Regions from separate parts of the Mus musculus genome. Here region 1 is linked to region 2. The links are chromatin loops, found by intact Hi-C in ENCODE. Cell type or tissue: heart. All regions are shown on one strand.

Region 1 (8,000 bases), 65 kb after region 2:
GATCATAAGTTAGGAAGAGGGAGAGAGAGAGAGAGAGAGAGAGAGAGAGAGAGAGAGAGAGAGATGGATTGTGGGAGTGGACCCCAGGGTTTGTTAATTAGATTCAGAGGTGAGCAGAGGGTCTGTGGATGGTGCTGCCTAGGTTGGGAGAGGTAAGCGACGGGGTGGGGGGGGGGGCAAAGGTTGGTCTAAGAAAGTGTTTGCAAACTTGGTATAAGAAAGCTGGTAACTCTTGGAACTGAAGTCAAGGAGTGGGGCAGTGTCAGATTGGCTATCAGAGAAGGGAAGACTGCAGACGGGGAGGTCTTCTATATACTGAAGCAGGCAGCAGGAAAAAGGGGGAAGGCAGGCCAGGCCAAAAAGTTGGGGGACTGTCTCTGAAGCCCTGGGGGATTGTAGCCTAGTTTTGCTGCCAGGATTTTTGAGTATCAGAACCCATCTATGTGAAGGTAAAATGGTCTTGAGAGTGGGCAGAAGGTTCTGTTAGCTGCTTTGACTGTTACTGTGGGAGTATTGTCCCATGAAGGAGTGGAGCATAGAAATGATGGGTTTGAGGCCCAGCAGAGGCTGGTTAATGGTAGGAGGCATTGTGGTTTGTAAATGTAGGAAGAAGGGTCTTTAAATGTGCTGTACAGCAAGAGAAGGTGAGGTGATACCCCACAGAATGCGGTCGGCTAAAAAAGTGGGCACAGGGAATGGGAGGCTTTAGAATTTCTGGAGAGTGGGAGCATGTACAAACAGGGGAGCGTGTACAAACAGGGGAGCATGTACAAACAGAAGGGCATGTACAAACAGAGGAGTGTGTACAAACGGGGGAGTGTGTACAAACAGGGGAGTGTGTACAAACAGGGGAGCATGTACAAACAGAAGAGCATGTACAAACAGGGGAGTGTGTACAAACAGGGGAGCGTGTACAAACAGGGGAGCATGTACAAACAGGAGAGTGTGTAGAAACAGGAGAGCATGTACAAACAGGGGAGCTTGTACAAACAGGAGATCGTGTACAAACAGGGGAGTGTGTACAAACAGGGGAGTGTGTACAAACAGGGGAGTGTGTACAAACAGGGGATTGTGTACAAACAGGGGAGTGTGTACAAACAGGAGAGCATGTACAAACAGGATGGCATGTACAAACAGGGGAGCGTGTACAAACAGGGGAGCGTGTACAAACAGGGGAGTGTGTACAAACAGGGGAGTGTGTACAAACAGGGGAGTGTGTACAAACAGGGGAGCATGTACAAACAGGGGAGTGTGTACAAACAGGGGAGCGTGTACAAACAGGGGAGCGTGTACAAACAGGAGAGCATGTACAAACAGGATGGCATGTACACACAGGGGAGCGTGTACAAACAGGGGAGTGTGTACAAACGTGAGCGTGTACAAACAGAGGCTGAGGAAGGGGGGGACATACAGGAGCTTTGGGAGCTGTTGTTGGGACAGAAGACAAAGTTTGTGACAATTTTGGAGAGGCTATCCTTTCCTAGTCAGGGAACGGGACTTGAGGGAGGGGGGATGGAGCGAGAGGAGGAAAACCCTGAAAGGAGGAAGTTAAGCGAGGGGTCTGGAGGGATAGAGGGTCCAGGTTTGTGTGTTGAAGCAGAGCCTGTGTAAGGCAGAGGGACTGAGAGGGGTTCCCAGACTTCTCCTGAGTCATGGCTTGGATTTACACACCTTCAATTTCTTTCTCAGACCCACAGCCCCTTAAGCTTTTCTTACACCGGCAAAATGTATCTGAATCTCTGCATCCTTAGACCCTATTACTTGCATCTTTCATTTCTGCCTTGACCTACCTAACTTAGCTGTCTGTTCCTTATGACCTTCAGCAGCTCCAGTCTTCGTTAGTGGAGGCCTGTCAGCGAGGCAAAGTGTACACAAGTCTTAGATGGTTCACTGCCGAGGCAGTCTGTCCCCAGCTGTCAGACACATGCAACATTTAATCTCCAGTAGTCACTCAGAGCAGCAGTCTTCCCTGTCAGACCCAGGCCAGGGAAGTTTTCCTGTAGAGGGAGAACTTGGAAAAACTGACCTCATTTTGACCAAGGCAGAGTACAGCAGCCAACCCAAAAGTGTCCAAAGGTTTGTGCAGCAGGTTCCCGGACGCAGTTGAGGCATGGGGCAGTTCAGCCTTGTGGTTATCGTCCCCACAATTCAGGTGGAGCCATTGGTGAGGTGTCCAATCTCTTTTCTTTGGAGACTTTTAACTTTTTTTTGTTGTTGTTAGGAGGGGGAATCTCTGTTTATTGTGGGAAGGTTTGTTTTCAACATTTTAAAATGCCGTGTTCAGCAGATCCCTGAGGAATTTGAAGACCAAGGTATATTTACTAAATATACCTGATCTTAGGCTTAGCCTGGAGAACACATACAAGAGGCTAAATAAAGCTTATTTTGGTAAATAACCATGAGTGTAAGTATACTTCTGAACACATTAAAGAATTCGATTACTTATAAGGTTGACTATTAACCTGCATGTCTTAATTATCTTAACAGTTTACAATGTTAGTACACTTTTATTATCCATGTTAAGTTTGAGCCTTAAAATCTGAGTTGACAATTTGATTGGAGATCCTTTACCATCAAAATGAACCATAATTAGAGTCAGTAAACTTCTACCATTACAGAGTATTACACTTTTTTTTTCCTCATTCAGTTTAAGCTGTAGGCAGTGTCAGGACAGGAAAGGGTTAAGTTGGGAAAGTGGCATTGGGCCTTGGTGGCCTTAACAGGGGAGGTAGGGCTGCCAAGGGAGCCAGTGTGACTTAAACTTCCACTGTAGATGATGGGCGGGGGAGTTTGGTTTCAGGATGGGAAGGGGGTTCTGTAGAGGTGCAGCGTGTGGGGCGTCGCAGTAGTTCAGAAGCTGCAGTTCCTCTTGGAGGAAAGGTGTGGGTTTGTTTGAGAGGTGGGGTTGCTAGAGAGGGAAAAAGTGAAGTTGAGCATGGGGTTGCAAGTGCTCAGTGCGCATGAGCACTGACTTCTCCCGGCTAGCCAGGGCTGGACTGGGCTGTGCAGAGTGGGTCGGGCAGATTGGCAGTGGAGGCGCTGGCAGTGGAGGAAATCTGGAGAGGAATCTGTTGTAGGGGCAGAAGGAAAAAAAGCCAGTGGCTGCAGTGCCTCTGGCCAGCTAAGGTCAGCTGCAGCAGCTAGGGGCGTGGCCACAAGGGGCGTGGCCTGTGCGGTATCCTGTAGGGCTTGGGCCTGAGAGGCGTGGCCTGCAGCATCTATGCCAAGGGGTGCAGTGGTGGCAGCCGCGGAAGTGGCAGCTGAGGTGGGCTTTCGGAAGGCCTGGCCTGTAAAGCCAACCGGTGGGCTGCAGTAGGGGTGGATCTGTGCGGGCACATTGGGCACACGGTGTGATTCTGTTGTTGTGACTCCTAGCTATGCCAGGTGCATGCACAGCAGCTTGTGGGCACAGAATGCTGAGCAGTCAGTATTTCTGCAGCTCGCAGCGGATTAAATAGGACAAGAAACAGAGTGTGTATGAAACAACAGAACGCAGAAAAAAGTTCAGGGAGGGTAGGGGCCACACAGAGGGCTTGGAGCAGAGAGAAGAGAAAACAGAGCCACACTCAGGTGCAGAGTTATCCTTGAGTGCCGAAGTGCAAGGTTAATATTTTGAGTATGAGTTTTCTGGGTGGAGGAAGCTATTCCCATCGCCAGTGGAGGCTGATGGGCCAAGGTAGAGACAGGTGTCCCATGAATCTCCAGAGACTGTAAGGAGATCTCTGGGAACAAGAGATCTTATAGTCACCCAGTTTCCATCACCGAAAGAAAAGACACAGTTGTTCCTTGAAGACCTTCCGGGACCTGTCAATGGGGATTTTTGGAGGGGGGAGGGGCTCCAGATTCTGGCAGTACAGCTGCCAAAAGTGTAAGGAAAGCTTGCCAACCACACTGACCTGAACAGCATGGGCTCCCGGAAGTGCAGGAAGGCGAGGAGTTTAGGGGGAAACTTACCAGTTAGCCACTGTTAAATAGAGAAGGCCTGAGGTCCAAATGCGCAAGAACTGGGCTAATAGTGTGTGTGTGTGTGTGTGTGTGTGTGTGTGTGTGTGTGTAGGTGAAGTGGGAGGGGGGGGTTCTAAAGGCTGAATCCAAGTTACAGCATCAATGAAAGTCTTAGCACCTGTTCAAGATAGCCCAAGACCCAGATCTCAGCACGAAGGAGATTCATTTGCCTTAGAGGGACAAAGGGCAGGGAATAAGAGACAAAGATAGGAGATAGAAGACAAGGGAGAGGGGCAAGGGGTGTTTGTTCTGAATGGGAAGTTGACAAAGGACTGCCTCTGGATGAAGAGGGACAGGGGAGGCCCGTAGGAAAATGGCAGGTTATAAAGGTTCAGGGGGGGAGCTCCGCGTTAGGATGGGGCGTGTGAATTAGGTGAGCCAATGGGGGCTTTTGATTGCTCGATGTCAGTAGCTTGACAGCTGGACCTTGGTAGTCAGTCTTAGGGGGAGGGAGTGGCCAAATAAGGGAACAGACCTTGATTAAAGGATGAAATCTAAGTTTTTTACCAAGGCAGAGGGAATAAGGGAGAAGGGTAAGGCCTGCCAGAGCTTAGGGTCTCTTCATTAGACACAGACTGGCATTAACAACAGACAACAGGGATAGAAAGAAGACACAGAAAGAAGCAGAGAGTTCAAATTCTCAATCTTGGTCTAAACTACTCTGAGAGGAAAAAATCTTTTGATTCTCGAATGTGGGACAGATACAACCAGTTCCCTTTCTTTTAAATATACCTTAACTGAAAATGTGCTTGATTCTTAATAATGTCTGTGTTCAGAAACTAGCTTCCATTCCTTCAAAAACTTTAATGTCAACTCTCATGGGCTGAAATTATCTCCAAAATACCACTGTCTACACCCCAAAGAGAAAGAACCAGATAGAACAGGAATTAAGGGATATAGCTTTCTCTGGTACATAAAGACACCAACCCATTCTGCCCATTCTACAGCCTAAAAGTATCTGGCCTAATTTCTCCCCATCCCCCTCCAGAAGTCACAAATCACTTACTTGTCTGAGAGCATTAAATTCTATGAGATGGCAAACAGTATTGAGGACTACTATATAATGTAACCACTGTGACTTAAAAAAAAACATTTCTTAAAGATTCATTTATTTATATTGTATACAATGTTTTACATGAATGTACATTTAAGCAGCATGCTCGTGCCCTGCGCTCTAGGAGTTCCAAAGAGGGTGTCGGATCCTACTAATCTGAAATTGGGGTGCTTGTGAGCCACCATGTAAGTGCTGGAAATTGAACCTGGGTTCTCTGCAAAACAAGCAAGAATTCTAAACCCTGAGCCCTCTCCAGCCCTTAAAAAAAAAAAAAAAAAAAAAAAAAAAAAAAAACCTGATGGGTCTGGAGAGTTGAGTCCGCAAGTAACGTCCCTGACAAACAAGCATGAGGACCTGAGGTCAGATTCCCAGAACCCAGGCAAAAACCACGCACAGCAGGGATTACCTGTGACCCAGCTCTAGAGGGTAGAGACAGAATTGGTGAGCTCCAGAGCCTGTGACACACCCTGTCTCAGAAAACAAGGTGCAGACCAATAAAAGAAGACATCCATCTCAAGAACTGGCCTCTGCACATGTGCACACAGCAAAGGCTCACTTCTGGGCAAGAGTATCATACTACTCCTAGTAGTCCTAATGCGATGTAGCCAAGCCACAACTTCGTAAGATCTGCAGCATTTGGCTCTAGAGCCTTATGGGGCTTCGTCCTACATGGGGCTCGAACCACTTTTTCCCAGGGGTTTCCTATCAGAGATCCTGCATCTCAGATATTTCCATTGCCATTCACAGCAGTAGCAAAATTACAGTCATGAAATAGCAATGAAATAATTTTCCAGTTGGGAGGGAGGCAGCTCGACCCGAGAAACTGTATTAGAGGGTCACAGCATTAGGAAGACGCTGAGACCTGACGGACAATGTGCTAGAGTTTAGTCACTTCAAATTCTAGACATATTTTACACATAATTAAGAGATTTACAAAATCTTTTCTTACAGACTTTTCTCTAGTAAGAATGTTTTAACTCACAATGTCCACTTATGCTCCATATCTGTTAACTCACAATAACTGTTCTGAAACTACACAGTGTCAACCCTTCCTTCCTTCGCAGCAAGGAGCTGGCACCCATGTGAAACAGCATGTCTCCCTCTGAAGCCCCATGGGTTGCAGCTGTGCCAAAGAACAAAGCATCAGTGCTCTGAGTGCCTGGGGGACTCCTGCCTGCCCCCATGGTCACTGCACCATTCACAACAGCAGCGAGCCCAGCGACACATAAAGACCGCGTGCTGTGTGAGATGCAGTTCTAAGCGGCCACTGCTATACCAGTGACATCAAAGGAAGTAAGGGATGAAGGCTACATCTGCATGAAGTAGTAGGTCTATCTCAAGGCTACAGTGCTACCCAGCATACCCAGCAAAAACAACAACAAAAATAAAAACTCCCTAGTGACATTTTTATGAACCATAACTCAGAAGTCCAGTTAGAGACAGAAAAATAATGACCAAAAACATCTATGCCAGGTTTTGTGAGGCAGTGGAGGAGGGGGATTTACCTAACTCTGAATGTGAAATAGTATTTCATCAAGAAAGGCTGCTTATCAAAAACTCGAATTCTCCTGTGACTACCTTTGCCTGGAACAGTCTGAGTTGTAGGGAGGGCACCCATGATTTGTCGTTGACATACACCGCAATGTAATTCTCTGTCTAGTAACAAAGTGATACCCAGGCTGACCAGGTGCTGCATATGCCCGACACGCTCCAACAGGGACAGATGCATGCAGCAGACACAGCTCAGCAAGGAACATCAGCTCTTCAGGCCCTCCCCCGAGATCTTGCCAAGCCTTTCCCCTCCAGTCACTAGTCTCTCTGTCCGACACACTGTTGAGACACAGACTGTTTTCTAGAGCTTGACAACCCCATCACCCCATTGTTACCTTGAGAGAGATCTACTACTCCATGTCGGTTTTAAAGATCAACTTGCATACCCAAAACTAAGATATACGAATGGTGTCATTACAGGGAACCATGGAATTGGCCTGGCCTAGCTGCCTTAGGAGGCATGGGTCCTAGGTTTTTCATGGTTGAGTCCGTGTCTCCAAGGGCACCGTGTGCCTCTCAGTTCCTTAGAGACTGATTTAGAGGTGGCCTTGTGTGTAGAGGCAAAGCCTGTGGTAGCATGGAGGCTTCTCAGGTCCTCCCTCATCATGGCAGTGGGGAAAATGCCAACAGAGGGCCAGAAACTGGGAGTCCCAGTGGCTGTGGTACTTCATCACCATGGCAACCATGGGGGTTCCACTGGTCTCTTTGGGTGATTCCAAACAGGTGTTTGGGTGTTCCTGGCCAACAGGAACAATGTAAAAGGAAGAATGTGTGAATGGAGATGGTGGGGGGTTCCTTCTGTGAACACCATTCCTTGTCAACTGGAGCCCCAGAGCCAGGGTCTGTGAAAGGCTGTTGGGGAGCCAGGTTAAGCCCTGTTATAGAGAGTTAGGAAGACAGACTTGGTTGCTACCTCAGCCTGTATAGCGCTTGGAGCACAGCACGCTGAGGACCCAAGTTCGATCTCCAAAACCCATGTGAAAAGCTGCATGCGGAGCCAGACCCGCAGTCTCTCCTCCGATCCTTCCACATGTGAGGAGTCCTGGGTGCATGTTCTCATCAGCCAGGGAGCAGCAGCCGACTTCCCTGCAGCAATGAAGCTACGCTCCCAAAACCACGAGGCATAATGAAGCTTTCCTCCCTTCAGTAGGCTTTTGTTAAGCTCAGAGGAGGGGTGGACTGGGGAAGATGCTTCCTGGGTTTCCAGTCTCACTCTTCTTTCCACTTCTCAGTGGTGTGAGCATGGGTTCCTCAGCCCATGTGGGGCTCCCAAAGGACTGTGACACTCAAGTACACATCCTCCATTCCCCTCTCACAGAGCCACCATTGGGCAATGCAGGTTTCAGCCTGGAATGAAACTGCCTATAACTATAGCCCTATAGCCTCCCCC
Region 2 (8,000 bases):
TGGGCATCTGAGAGGCCCCGATTTCTGCCTTCCGGGGCTGAAGGAATGACTGGTAACTACAGGTCTCCTTCACTGTCATGGGTCCCACTGAGTCTATCATGGCCATCAGTCTGCAGCCGATCGTAGTGGTGCAGCCTTTAACTTGCACGGTGGCGTCCATGCCTCCTAGGAGCCAGAAAAGATGGGGCAACAGGGGGGGCTTAGGGAACGGGGAGCCCCGTCTTCCCTCACCTCTAGAGCCCCGAGCACCAGAAACCTGAGGGATCTTTACCTCCAGAGAATTCAAGTCTTCCTTGATAGCACTGAGTTGTGCCATTGGCACAGGGCATAGAGGGGGCACTGGAACAGGAGCCCAGGGCCACACATGTCGGGCAGTGGCGGGTTCCTGACATGTTGGAGGTTGCTGGATGGGGATAAAAAGAGGGACGGTTAAGGCTGTAACTAGCACCCCGAGAAGTCGGTCCTGGCTGTTGTATCTCCCCTACCTGTGCTGTGTAGAGGCCACACTAACCAAGACCATTACTAAGTCCCTTCCACTCTTTCAATTGATTTTCTTTTCATCAGAACCTCAGCCAATGGGGTACAGGGATAATGTAGCAGGTAAAGGCAGTTATCGTACAAACCTGGAGACCAGAGTTCAATTCTCAGCACCCATATGAAAGTGGAAGGAGAGAATTAATTCTCTAAAGCTGTCTTCTGACTTCCACACGTGTGCATGCACACATACACACCATACACATACATACCACACACACACACACACACACACACACACACACACACACACACACACGCACACACACACTAAAAAAGAAACCCCAGTGACCACATGACTTCCACACTCTGCTTAACTGTGGTGACTGAAGTGAAGGGACATTTCTTTTTTTTTTTTGGTTTTTTGAGACAGGGTTTCTCTGTGTAGCCCTGGCTGTCCTGGAACTCACTCTGTAGACCAGGCTGGCCTCAAACTCAGAAATCTGCCTGCCTCTGCCTCCTGAGTGCTGGGATTAAAGGTGTGTGCCATCACCGCCCGGCAATGAAGGGACATTTCTAGCACAAAGGTTTGTGGGTAATCAGCCGTATTACACCTCAGGTACTCCATTCAAGTTAAGAAAATGGAGGGTCACCTAACTACTTAAGACGGCTCAGCAAACATCTTCAAGGAGCTGAAATCCGAGTGGAGAAGAAGGCTGTATGTGAACGTGGGTTTGAGACAGAAATGGGAGCAGGGTTGCTGTTGGGATGGTAGGCACAGGCAGGGGTACCTTCCCTACTGACCCATCTCTCCAGCTCCCATCTACAGTGTTACAAAGTGTGAACGTGAGTTGAAGAGGGGCTTGGACTGCAAAGGCAACAACATAGAAAAGAACCCTGCAGACTTGGGGAACTCTGTTCTGTTTGGCGCACTGAGGGTAAGCGGAGCAGAAACACAGAAGACAGCCTGACATCTCAGTGCTCATCCCCCGTCCCAGGTACCTGTGGTCTCTGGCACTCGCCAGACTGACGCTAGGCTGTCTTTGTTGTTGCAGAGGGAGTCATTGCAGTAGTTACTGTAAGAGATGGCAACCAGGCCAGGAGGTGCAGTATACTGGATGAAAGTCACCGCCTCTCCTCCTTGAGAAACACAGCTCTTACTGGCCAAAACGACGGTCCTGGTTCCATCTGTGACATAGGAAGTAGAGAACATGAATAGTGGGCCCAGTGCTCAGCAGGGAGAAAGCAGAGGACACAGCTATTCTCTCTCTCAAGCCTAAGGGATCCCCCTGCCTCTGCCTCCCTGGTGCTGGGACTACAAGCTCATGCCACCCATGCCTGGCATTTTTATGTGGGTTTTGGGGATTCAACTGAGATCCATATGCATTCGAGACGAGCACCTCCCCGACTTGGCTGGCTTTCCAAAGGCCATCTTTATTGCCACGGGGTATTGAGTTTAGCTATAAACACAGATCAGTGGGAGTGAGAGGAAAAAGAGAAACGAAGCTGAGAAGACAGGCAAGGTGTTAGTTAGGCCTGGAGACCAAACCGGTCAACGGGACTGCCGTCAGCCTGCACTGAGGGGCTGGCAGCTGAGACCCACCATTCTCTTCTATCTTACCTGCTTTAATCAACAGGACCGTTTCTTGGCAAAGTTCTCCTGGATTGCACTGCTCAGCCTTTGAAGTCCAGTTAAAGGTACGGCCTGGATCGTCTTCCAGACTCAGGGTTTGACTCACCTGGCAGTAGGTATTTTGGACCACTAGGAAGATGAGGAAAAAAATGAAACTGCCCTTCTCTGTGGGGGTAACCCTTCCCCCAGTACCCTCTGTGAGCCAGTCATTTCCTACAGATACCCCACACGTACGAGTCCAACGTGAGGCGATTAGAAGAAAGATGAGCAGGACATACTGGATGCGGCAGGCTCCCATGGCTTCTCTAAGGTTGGGAAGAGCCGATCAAGACCTGGGAACTGGGACACAATTCAACCAGACAGAGAGGGGTTAAATCGTAGTTTTCTCTAAGTGTCCACTTGGTGGTAGATTTATGGTGTGCAAGACCCTAAGTCTGTCCTGAAGTAGCTTGTGAATTGACAGCAAGGCCACGGGTTTATCGTGCCTCAGTTTCCAAAGCTCTAAGACCCGGCCAGCTCTAGTTAAACAATAGGCTTTTGGCAACTGTCTTTCTTCAACTTGTAGACACAGGAGAGTGGGCCTTATGCTTTAAGCCTTAGGGACTTAACCTTAACAGCAAAAACCTCTCAAGGCCTCAGCATCTTAGCCCTTAGAGTCTAGCTCCACCAAAACTGGAATTTGGAGGGCACTGTCCTCTTCCTCCTAGGACTCAGGAGTTTGAGTTCCAGCTACTTCCCTCCCAACGGACACATGATTCTGGGCAGCCAGCCTATTCCCTCAGACTCAAAAGTCTAGGCAAACTCTGCTCCTTGATACTGAAATATAGATTCCAGGTCCTCCGTCAGAGCAAAAGTTCAGAACCCAGCACTCCTAACAGAAGAAGAGAATCTCGTTCTTCTTCCTTAGACATAGGGGTCCCACACCAGCCCCCTCTGCCTCAGAATACAGGCTGAGGGCCTCAAACTCAGCCCTTCACCCTCAGACTCAATAGACAGACCCTTGCCTCCTCCCTCAGACCCGGTAGCCCGACCAGACCTTAGCCTCCTCCCTTTGACACAGTTAGCAAGACTGTTGGCCAGACTAGACCTTAGCCTCTTCCTTCAGACACGATTAGCCAGTTTTCTCCCTCAGAACAATGAATTCAGACCCCAGTCCGCCTTCCTCAAATCCTGGAGCCTGGGCTCCAGCTTTCCTTTTTCAAACTCAGAATTCCAGATCGCTATGCCTCCTCTCTCAGACCCAGGAATCCGGGGGCCAGCTTTCCCCCATCTTATTTAGTGTTCCAGAGTTCCAGACTCCCAACCTTCCTCCCTCGGACACAGAAGTCTAGACCCCCAGTCCTCCTCTCCCAGACCCCATTGACAAACCAGACACTAGCCTCCTCCCTCAGACCTTGGAGTCCTGGCACCAGCTTTCCAGGTCCCCAACCATCTTCTCTCAGACCCAGAATTCCAGACCCCCAGCCTTTCTTCCTTCGACCCTGGAGTCCCGGCCCCTAGCGCTGCTCCCTCAGACCGAGGGGTCCCTCGGGCTGCCTTTTCCCCTCAGGAGTCCCGCCCATGACCCCTTCTCCTCCTTCCATTCCCTCCTTGGGTTTGGGGAATACCGGTCTATTTCTTTTTAAACCAGGAAAATTTTTTTCAGGCCACAGTGTGTCCTCCGTGCACCCAGCTTCGATGGCGACCGGTACCGTGTGCAGTGTTCCTGGTGCGGCTCCAGGAGGCACGGAAGGCGGGGCCAGCCTGGACAGGATACTCGAGGTCTCATTGGTTGAACGTGACTCATTGCATGGCCTGATTGGTCGAGTTTGGAGAATCACTGCATCTCATTGGTCCCCAGAGAAGCCAATCACTGGCCGCGTCTGAAGTCACATGCGCCGCCCCTGGCCGTTGCTACCCGGAGTGTATGTGGGAGCGGGGGCTCCAGGCTACGTGTTTCCCTGTTTGTGGACACTGCCTCAGCTCCCCCACCGCTCTAAATAGTAAACTTGGCGTTTGCCCATAGAACTAAATACCTACCTAAAGGGTCTTTCATATTCCTCGCCATGCCCCTGTTCCAGCACCCACCCAGAGGCCCATGTGCCAACTTAATCTTCCTCCTTCTCCATTCAGCAATGGAGACTTTCACCCTCTAATCCTGACCTTCAGGGCTGAGTAGAGGATATAGCTCTCTTTCCTGTAGCTTAAGGTGCCTCTAAATATTGTAGGTCTGAGTAGCAATCGGGGGACAGCCCAGGTTGCCTGCACATCGTACAAAACCACTTAAATTTGTCAAAACATTTGGACGAGTTACACATGGATTTAAATTCTTGGATTACATTTTAATGTGTGTGTGTGTGTGTGTGTGTGTGTGTTCATTTGTGTGTCAAGGCTCATGTCTGGAGCTTAGGGGTTCTCAGTTCCCACCTTCCAGCATGTGGGTCCAGGGAATCAAACTCAGAATTGCTAGATTTGGTAGCAGGAACTTCTATCCCCTGAGCTATTTTGCTGCTTTTCAGTTCTCCGACTTCTCTTCCCCCTCCTCCTCTCCTTCCTCCAAGTAAGTAAAACAAAAAAATGGGTTTAATTTGATCTTTAAATATATTTTACTTTGTTCAACTATTGTTTTGTTCAGGCAGAGTCTTCTAGCCCAGGATGGCGTTAAACCCTCTCTGTAGCTGAAAATGACCCTTTACTGAACCCTCTTCTTGAGTCCACCATTTATACAACACTGGGTACTAGGGATTATGGCCCATGTCCTCGAGCTTGCATGGCAAGCACTTTGCCCACTTAGGTCATCTCTCCAGACTCCCAGAAATGTCTTTTTTTCCTCTGAGACAGGGTTTCTCTGTGTAGTCCTGGCTGTCCTGGAACTTGCTCTAGAACCAGGTTGTCCTTGAACTCAGAGATCCACCTGTCACAGCTTCCTGAGTGCTGGGATTAAAGGTGTGCACCATGAGAGCCCCAAATGTCTTTTTGAATCTTAACAGATAATGTAAGAAACAAAATATTTCAATTACATTGCTCATTAGTCTTAATAGTAAGAATTTGGCTTCCTAGGATTCAATGCTCTTCAGACAGGTATGTGATTTGTGGGGGAAATGGGGAAGAATTATGACCATATATTAAGTCCCAGGGTTATAGAACATTATGTGTTGGGGTCTTTAGGAATCAGAGAAACTATTTCCTATTCTGTATAGTTCTTTCTCTTTGGGATGAGGGCCAGTGGTTTACTGGAGTTAACTAACCCAGGAAGGAGAATGTTTACATTTTCAAGAAAAACAGCCAAGCTAGTTTCTATAAATGGACATAATTATAAATTCTGAGGATTTGCAATTCAATGGGACTTTAAAAGTAATTGTTGGACAGTCACCACTTGCCATATTTCTCACGATTTGGGTCACTTATCTCTGTCACAGTTGTACGGTAGAAATGTTATATGATTGCTACTGATAAATTCCTGTTCATTATTTATGAGAGAGTGTCCCCAGGTAGATAGGGATGAAAATTCCCATATAGAAAGTCTAGCCTCAAACTTCCTGGGGCTCCCCCCTGCTTCTGTCCCTCAGGTGCTAAGATTATAGGATTGTTGCACACCTGGAACAGAGTTCTTTTCAAACCTAGCCTAGGCTGGTCTTGAACTCACAGTGTAGCCAGAGAAGACAGCCTTGAGCACTTGGCCCTCCTACCTCCATCTCCTATGCTCTGGGATTTCAGGCACGCACCCCACACCTGGTTGATACAGGGCGGCAGATGGAGCAGGTGCATGGAGATGAGCAGTCTATAGCCACAGCCCTGAGAGTTGTTTGTAATGGCAGGGTGTCAGTGTGTTCTGGGGATCTGCTGACCACACCGTGAACATGCTCAACACTACTGAACTGGACACTAGAAATGCAACTAAAATGTGTCTTCTCTTTGCATTTGGAGACAGAATCTCACAGAGCCCAGGCTGGCTCTAAAGTCGATAGTAGCCAAGGATGTCCTTGAAGTTCTGACTGCTCTGTCCTCCACGCTGGAGCCTTTTGATCATGTCCTCACATGTCTGGTCAGTGGCATCTTGGTGGCTTTGAGTAAGCACACCCCTGGAATGTGGAAATACCAGGAAGTAGAGCCTTTTTCTCCCTCCTCCCTGGGGAATCACTTGTTCAGAAATTACCATGTGTTTTGGTCGGTGTTCTACTACACCGTGGAGACACCATTACCACGCTAACTGTTATACAGGAAACAACTTCATTTAGTTCCTCACAGGCAAGCTGAAGAGGCTGTCTCTGGATCTGAAGGCAGCAGGAAGAGAAAGAAAGCCACTGGGCCTGGCTTGAGACTTTCCAACATCAAAGCCACCCCCACTGACACACTCCAACAAGGCCACACCTACTCCAACAAGGCCACACCTACTCCAACAAGGCCACACCTACTCCAACAAGGCCACACCTACTCCAACAAGGCCACACCTAATCCTTCTTAAGTAGTGCCATGCCCTAAGGACTCAGCAACTGCCACACACCAAAACTGAGGGCGGGCTTCTGTTCGGGGGTATGCTCATTAGGAGGGAATTGCAATCTCTCATAGAGCCCCTTCATGTAAGTTTGCAAACTTACGAAGTTCACAGCATCCCCAGACCTGAGGCCTGCCTGAGCCAAGTTCACAGTGGACCTGAGGCTTTATTTATTTATTTATATGAGAAAGGATCTCCTGTATATTGGTAGCTGTGGCTGACGTGGAACTCCATGGGTAGACCAGGCTGATGTTGAACTTGTGGTAATCATCTTGCTTTGGCTTCAACTGGCTTCTGCTGAAATAACAGGGGTGAAGTGCTGTGTCACACCTCCCCCTCCCCCCCATCTCTTTTTGTGATCCTAATTACTTGCTTTATTTATTTATAGACAGGCTTTCTCTGTGAGACATTGGAATTCCCTGACCTCTCTCCATAAAACAGAGTGGCACTGAACTCAGACATCCACCAGCCTCTGCCTCCCCAGTGCTGAAATCAAAGGTGTGTGCCGCCGCCACACCCAGATCTGTGGTCCTGAGCTAGCTGCACTAAGTGGATTCTGCACCCACAGATCTTTGCTGTGCAGTCTTGTCTCTCTCAAGCTTTCAATCCCTCTGCCTCAGCCTCTCAGGTTTATTTTTAATCAGGTGCCTGTGCCTGTATCTGCCTGTGGGTATGGGCATGTGAGGGCAGTGCCCTCAGGGTTCAGGAACAGGAGATTGGAGCCTCTAGAGGTAGGGTTGGGCATGGCTGGAACCATGGAACCTGGGTGCTGGGAACCAGGAAGAGCAGGATGCACTTCTGACTGCACAGTTGTCTCTCCAGCCACAGCAACATGTTTAACATACGGGGTTTGTTCCTTGGTTCCTTGGGCACCATGGGTTTCCCCTGTATTCTGATGTTACATCTGTGAGTGATTCTGTTTAGTTGGGTGTGATGGCACATTCCCATAAGCCCAGGAAGAGATGCCAAGGCAGGTTGGGGTGGGGGTTAAGATGTCTTGTAAAAGGCAGTTTTGATAGTGCAGACTGTAACCCCAGTTCTGAGGAGCTGTTCTCTATAATCTCTGCCCTCTTCTTTGCCTCATTATGTGAACTCCTGGTGGACATAACGTTACAATGATGGAGCAGTGACTCATGGGATAGAAACTCTTCTAAATGGAAGACTCCAACTTCCATCTAGACAAATAAAAAGACTGTATGATATGTATGGTGATTAATGTATTTGACAAGGTGATTTGAAAAGGAGACACTGAGGGCACTAATGTAGCACACCTTTGGGGCTGTGACTGCTGAGTGTGTTTCCAGAGATTATTAACTGAGGTGGGAATAATTCATGTGGACAACCCACCCTGAATGTGGGCAGGCACCATCTCATGCCTGGGACCCACCACTCCAATCTCTCCATTGTGGATCCAATGAC

The links. A loop is a pair of places that touch in the nucleus more often than their neighbours do. Peaks named below come from ENCODE experiments on the same cell type or tissue, not always from the same donor. Only the 100,000 strongest peaks of a DNase experiment are listed, where the experiment ranks them.
Region 1: a loop joins it to region 2, with 2.8 times the contacts of the local background. A loop is called at or near these places in 19 of 42 quality-filtered maps.

What each region holds. Positions count from the first base shown.
Region 1 is chr7:24,733,094-24,741,093 of GRCm38, forward strand. No RefSeq gene overlaps it. Among named protein-coding and RNA genes, the nearest start is that of Lypd11, 10 kb to the left of the region's middle. In heart, no CTCF peak of the experiment used is centred here; no DNase peak of the experiment used is centred here; H3K4me3 peaks cover 499 bases.
Region 2 is chr7:24,668,238-24,676,237 of GRCm38, forward strand. It overlaps Tex101 (testis expressed gene 101), which reads right to left and starts at 3,813. Exons shown (of 6, transcript NM_019981.2): 1 at 3,715-3,813; 2 at 2,342-2,446; 3 at 2,096-2,236; 4 at 1,477-1,662; 5 at 272-403; 6 at 1-165. The coding sequence starts at 2,405. In heart, no CTCF peak of the experiment used is centred here; no DNase peak of the experiment used is centred here.